Regions from separate parts of the Homo sapiens genome. Here region 1 is linked to region 2. Evidence: chromatin loops called from intact Hi-C (ENCODE). Cell type or tissue: lower leg skin. All regions are shown on one strand.

Region 1 (2,500 bases), 160 kb after region 2:
GTGTCCTCTTCAGTGTTATGCAGTTTTCATTATAGAGATCTTTCACTTGACTCGTTAATTCCTAGGTATTTAATTTTATGTGTGGCTATTGTAAATGGGATTACGTTTAAAATTTCTTTTTCATGTTGTTCAGTATTGGCACATAGAAATGCTACTGACTTTTGTATGTTGATTTTGTATTCTGCAACTTTACTGAATTTGTTGATGAATTCTAATAGTTTTCTTGTAGTCTTTACAGTTTTCCAAATATAAGATTATATTATCTGCAAACAAGGATAATTTGACTTCCTACTTTCTGGTTTGGATGCCCTTTACATCTTATCTGATTACTGTAGCTAGGACCTCCAGTACTATGTTGAGTAATGGTGGCGACAGTGGGCATCGTTGTTATGTTCCAGATCTTAAAGGAAAGGCTTTTCCCCATTCCGTATGATACTAGCTGTGGGTCTGTCATATATAGCTCTTATTATGTTGAGGTATGTTCATTCTATGCCTAGTTTTTTGAGTGCTTTTATCATGAAGGGATGTTGAATTTTGTCAAATGCTTTTTAAGCATCAATTGAAGGATAAATCCATTTTATCCTTCATTGTGTTGATACAGTGTATCATATTGATTGATTTGCATATGTTGAACCATCCTTGCATCCCAGGAATAAATCCCACTTGGTCATGGTGAATGTTCTTTCTAATGTATTGTTGAATTAGGTTTGCTAGTATTTTGTTGTGGATTTTTGCATCATTATTCACCAGAGATATTAGCCTGTAGTTTTCTTTTTTTGATGTGTCTTCATGTGGTTTTGGTATCAGGGAAATATTGGCCTCATAGAATAAGTTTGGAAAGTATTCCCTCCTCTATTTTTTGGAATAGTTTGAGTAGGATTGGTATTAGTTCTTCTTTAAATGCTTGGTAGAATTCAGCAGTGAAGTCACCAGGTTCCGGGCTTTTCTTTACTGGGAGACTTCTTGTTACAGCTTTGATCTTACTTGTTATTGGTCTGTTCAGGTTTTGGATTTCTTCCTGGTTCAATCTTTGTAAGTTGTGTGTATCTAGGAATTTTTCCATTTCTTCTAGATTTTCTAATTTATTGGCATATAGTTGCTCATGATAGCCACTAATGATCATTTGGATTTCTGCAGTAGTATCAGTTGTAATGTCTTCTTTTTCATTTCTGGTTTTATTTATTTGGGTCTTGTCTCTTTTTTCTTAGTGTGGCTAAAGGTTTGTCAATTTTGTTGGTTTTTTTTTTTCAAAAAACCAACTTTTTGTTGTATTGATCTTTTGTATTGTTTCTTTCCTTTCAATTTCTGCTCTGATCTTTATTATTTCTTCTACTAATTTTGGGTTTGGTTTGCTCTTGCTTTTCTAGTCCTTTAAGATGCATCATTAGATTGTTCATTTGAAGTTTTTTCTCTTTTGATGTAGGCCATTAACAGCTATAAACTTCCCTGTTAGTACTACTTTTGCTGTATCTGATAGGTTTTGGTATGTTGTATTTCCATCATCATTTGTTTCAAGATATTTTTCAGTTTCCTTCTTAAGTTCTTCATTGACCCACTGGTCATTCAGTAGCATATTGTTTAATTTACATGTATTTGTATAGTTTCCAAAATTTCTCGTTATTAATTTCTACTTTTATTCCATTGTGATCAGATAAGATGTTTGATATTTCAAATTTTTTGAATGTTTTAAGACTTGTTTAACATTTGTTTTCAAATAGCCTGTCTTCAAGCGCATATGTGACCTAACACATATGACCTTGGACAGACCACATAATGTGGTCTATCCTTGAGAATGATCCATGTGCTGAGGAAAAGAATGTGTATTCTGCAGCTGCTGGATGAAATATTTCGTAAATACCTATTAGATTCATTTTTTCCATAGTGCAAATGAAGTGCAATGTTTCTTTGTTGATCTTCTGTTTGGAAGATCTGTTCAGTGTTGAAAGTGGGGTGTGAAGTCTCCAGTTATTATTGTATTGGGGCTTATCTGTCTATCTAAAGGGGCTGAGTTGGCCCCTTTATCGTTATATAGTGACCGTCTTTGTCTTTTCTTACAGTTTTTTTCTCGAAATCAATTTTGTCTGACATAAGTATAGCAACTCCTGCTCTTTTTTGGTTTCCATTGGCTGGAATAACTTTTTCTATCCCTTTATTTTCAGTCCATATGTGTCTTTATAGATGAAGCTTGTTTGTTGTAGGCAACAGATCAATGGGTCAGATCAATGGGTCTTTACATTAAATGTAAATAGACTAAACTCTCATTATTAATAAGGGTTTCTGCCATTTTGTTATTTATTTTGTGGTTGTTACATGGTCTTCTCTTCCTTCTTTTCTTCTTGTCTTCCTCTAGCGAAGGTGATTTTCTCTGGTGATATGACTTAGTTTCTTGCTTTTTGTATATCTGTTGTATGTTTTTTGATTTGAGGATAACATGAGGCTTGCAAATACTATCTTATAACCGGTTATTTTAACCCAATAACAACCACTATTTGCATAAACA
Region 2 (2,500 bases):
AACTCTAATACCTCCATTCAGTAAAATTAATTTTGCTTAAATGCTACCCAGAAAGCCCCTTTTGTTTTGAGGGGTGTGTGTGTGTGTGTGTTTTCTGTTTTGGAATTTTTCTCTTTCAGTTCTCATTGTCCCTCAGAGCAGTTCTCTCTCATATGGCTTTGGGAGGCTACTGCTAGCCAAATGCTGCACAGATAGTCAAAGTCGGTAGTGTGCAGTGTGGGCAGTGCAGGAATTACTGGGGATTCAACCCATGTATAAGGTTCATGCAGCCTTCGTGAAGTCTGGACCCTGTAATAGGTCTTCTAAGTGGGCCTGACGAGGATTTTAATTATGTCCTGTCTCTCCCATTTCATTTGAATTGAGCTCTGGGGTCCAATGTCAGTGGAGGAAACTGGAGACATGTGCCCCTAGCAAAATGTCATATTCTTTCACTGCACAGAGAGCAAGACCTGGAGGAAAAGAGGACTAGCAGGAGAAATAGGGTAAGTGGTGGGCAGGCCCACGTTAACTATTGTAATTTGATTGGTCAAACAGAATCTTGGAACCATTAGATCACTCTTTGGATTGTTTTGCATTTCTGCCTGTCTCTTTTGTTTTAAAATCTCTATGTTTTAAAATTCATCCCCCCCCCAAAAAAAAAACCCCAAATATATATATATACGTGTGTGTGTGTATGTGTATGTGTGTGTGTGTGTGTGTGTGTATATATGACAGATTTTAACTCTGGCCAAGAAAAGCCATTCCCAGTAGAAATCATCCCGAACCACAACTCAACTGTGGGCCTGAGGCAGCCAAGAAATAATCTTTTTAAATATTCTGATCAGGGACTTGGAAAACAGAAAATTTAAAACTTCAGCTCAGAAGTGTATGATTAACTCTGAGCGGATGTGGTGGTTCTAGCCACGTAATTTTAGGCGTTCTAATTGGCAGTTTAAAAATAGCAGAGTCGCAGGCTGCTCCTCGGTGCTGCTTCTCGCTTTGTTTCGCCCATGAGTATGCACTGTACTTAAGGAGTCTTAAGGCTGCTGGCGACGGGCTGGGAACCAGGACTCTTATCTCCCGTCTCCCAGGTCTGCCGGACTCTGTCCTGACACACCACAGCGTCATAAAAACTTGTGTTTTCTTAGGATTCCTCCTAGCCGCCGGCTCACAGACATATTCCTCTTCCTTCTCTAATAACTAGGTGCTTAAAGGTAGTGCTTCGATGATAATATTCAAGTAAATCAATTTCTGGGTACCTGAAACTTCCAGCTGAGCTGCGTCATTTGCTTGCCAGGTAACAAGTACTTCAGGATGTCATCAAGAAAAGGAAAACACTGATTTCAAATAACCAATTATTTACAAAATTCTTTCCCATATCTGTGTGAGGCAAGGTCCGCAAGATAAAACAAATGTTTGTTTCTCTTTACTGCTGTTTCCATGGGCAGCAAGATGACACATCAGCGTAGACACCCACGAGGGAGCTGCATTTTTCCCTTTTGCATTTCCAAGGAACCCCAGGAGTCCCATCTGGTCTAACATAAAGTCATGTATCTTTACCTAATTTTGGCCTCTGAGTTTTCCTTCTGGGAGACACTTGCTGCTTCACTGTGGAGGGGTCTAGGGGTAGAAAGCCAGCTGGAGCTGTGGAGCTGTTTATAACACCCCAAGGACTGTTGTTCTGCCCCAAGCAGGGGGTTTGTTGGGGCCCATGCAGGGGGAGTCTCAACGGGCAATCCCCCGTTCCTCGTGGGATGTGGTTTATCATTCCTGCTTTGAGTTTCATTAACATGGAATCTTGCACTTTCCCAACCAATGACGCCACAAAAGAATAAACTATATTAAGTCCATAAATCTCAGACTGCCAAGTCCCTGGAATATCAACTGATGAAACTCTCCGCTTTCTAACCTGAGGTGAGTAATAAGTTTCCCTCTTCATTTGCATCACGGGCCTCAGGGTGGAGAGAGCACTGCTATTATCAGGGCACCCTTTTCTCTCTGCTCTCTTCCCTACAGGGTCTTGTAACCACTGCTCTCATACATCTTAAACCCTCTTGTAGGCCAGCATCGCAGTTCAGGCCTGTAATCCCAGCACCTTGCGAGGCCACAGTGAGAGGATCGCTTGAGGCTAGGAGTTAGAGGCTGCCATGAGCTGTGATTGTACCACTGCACTCCAGCCTGGGTGACAGAGCCAGACCCTATCCCTAAAAAGAAAAACCAAACAACAACAACAACAACAACAGCAACAAAAACCCTCTGATAACGCACTGTTTTTGAAAACAGGAAACGAACAAAGTTGTTTTTGCCTAGCTGTCTGGGAACAGAAGGTGAAGCCTGCTGATAGGATTCTTGTCTTTCCTCCCAAGCTCTTGGATACACTTTAGGAATATTAACCAAGGCATGTGTTCCTCTCCTCACTCCTCAGTGTCTCCTTCAAGCCTCTTCCACAGGAGCCAGAAAGAAGGGGATTCACAGGAAAAGAGAGGCCATTCCCTCTCTTACTTCCCAAAGAGTCATGGTG

Evidence for each region. Hi-C counts contacts between places; a loop is a spot of excess contacts. Peaks named below come from ENCODE experiments on the same cell type or tissue, not always from the same donor. Only the 100,000 strongest peaks of a DNase experiment are listed, where the experiment ranks them.
Region 1: it touches region 2 in a loop (3.0-fold over the local background); 2 of 110 quality-filtered maps call a loop at or near these places.

The regions. Positions count from the first base shown.
Region 1 is chr14:56,163,731-56,166,230 of GRCh38, forward strand. The region is part of intron 1 of PELI2 (pellino E3 ubiquitin protein ligase family member 2); the gene reads left to right. Among named protein-coding and RNA genes, the nearest start is that of PELI2, 47 kb to the left of the region's middle. In lower leg skin, no CTCF peak of the experiment used is centred here; no DNase peak of the experiment used is centred here.
Region 2 is chr14:56,004,025-56,006,524 of GRCh38, forward strand. It overlaps LOC105370512 (a long non-coding RNA gene), which reads left to right and starts at 664. Exons shown (of 4, transcript XR_007064183.1): 1 at 664-1,893. In lower leg skin, no CTCF peak of the experiment used is centred here; a DNase peak (open chromatin) is centred at 989.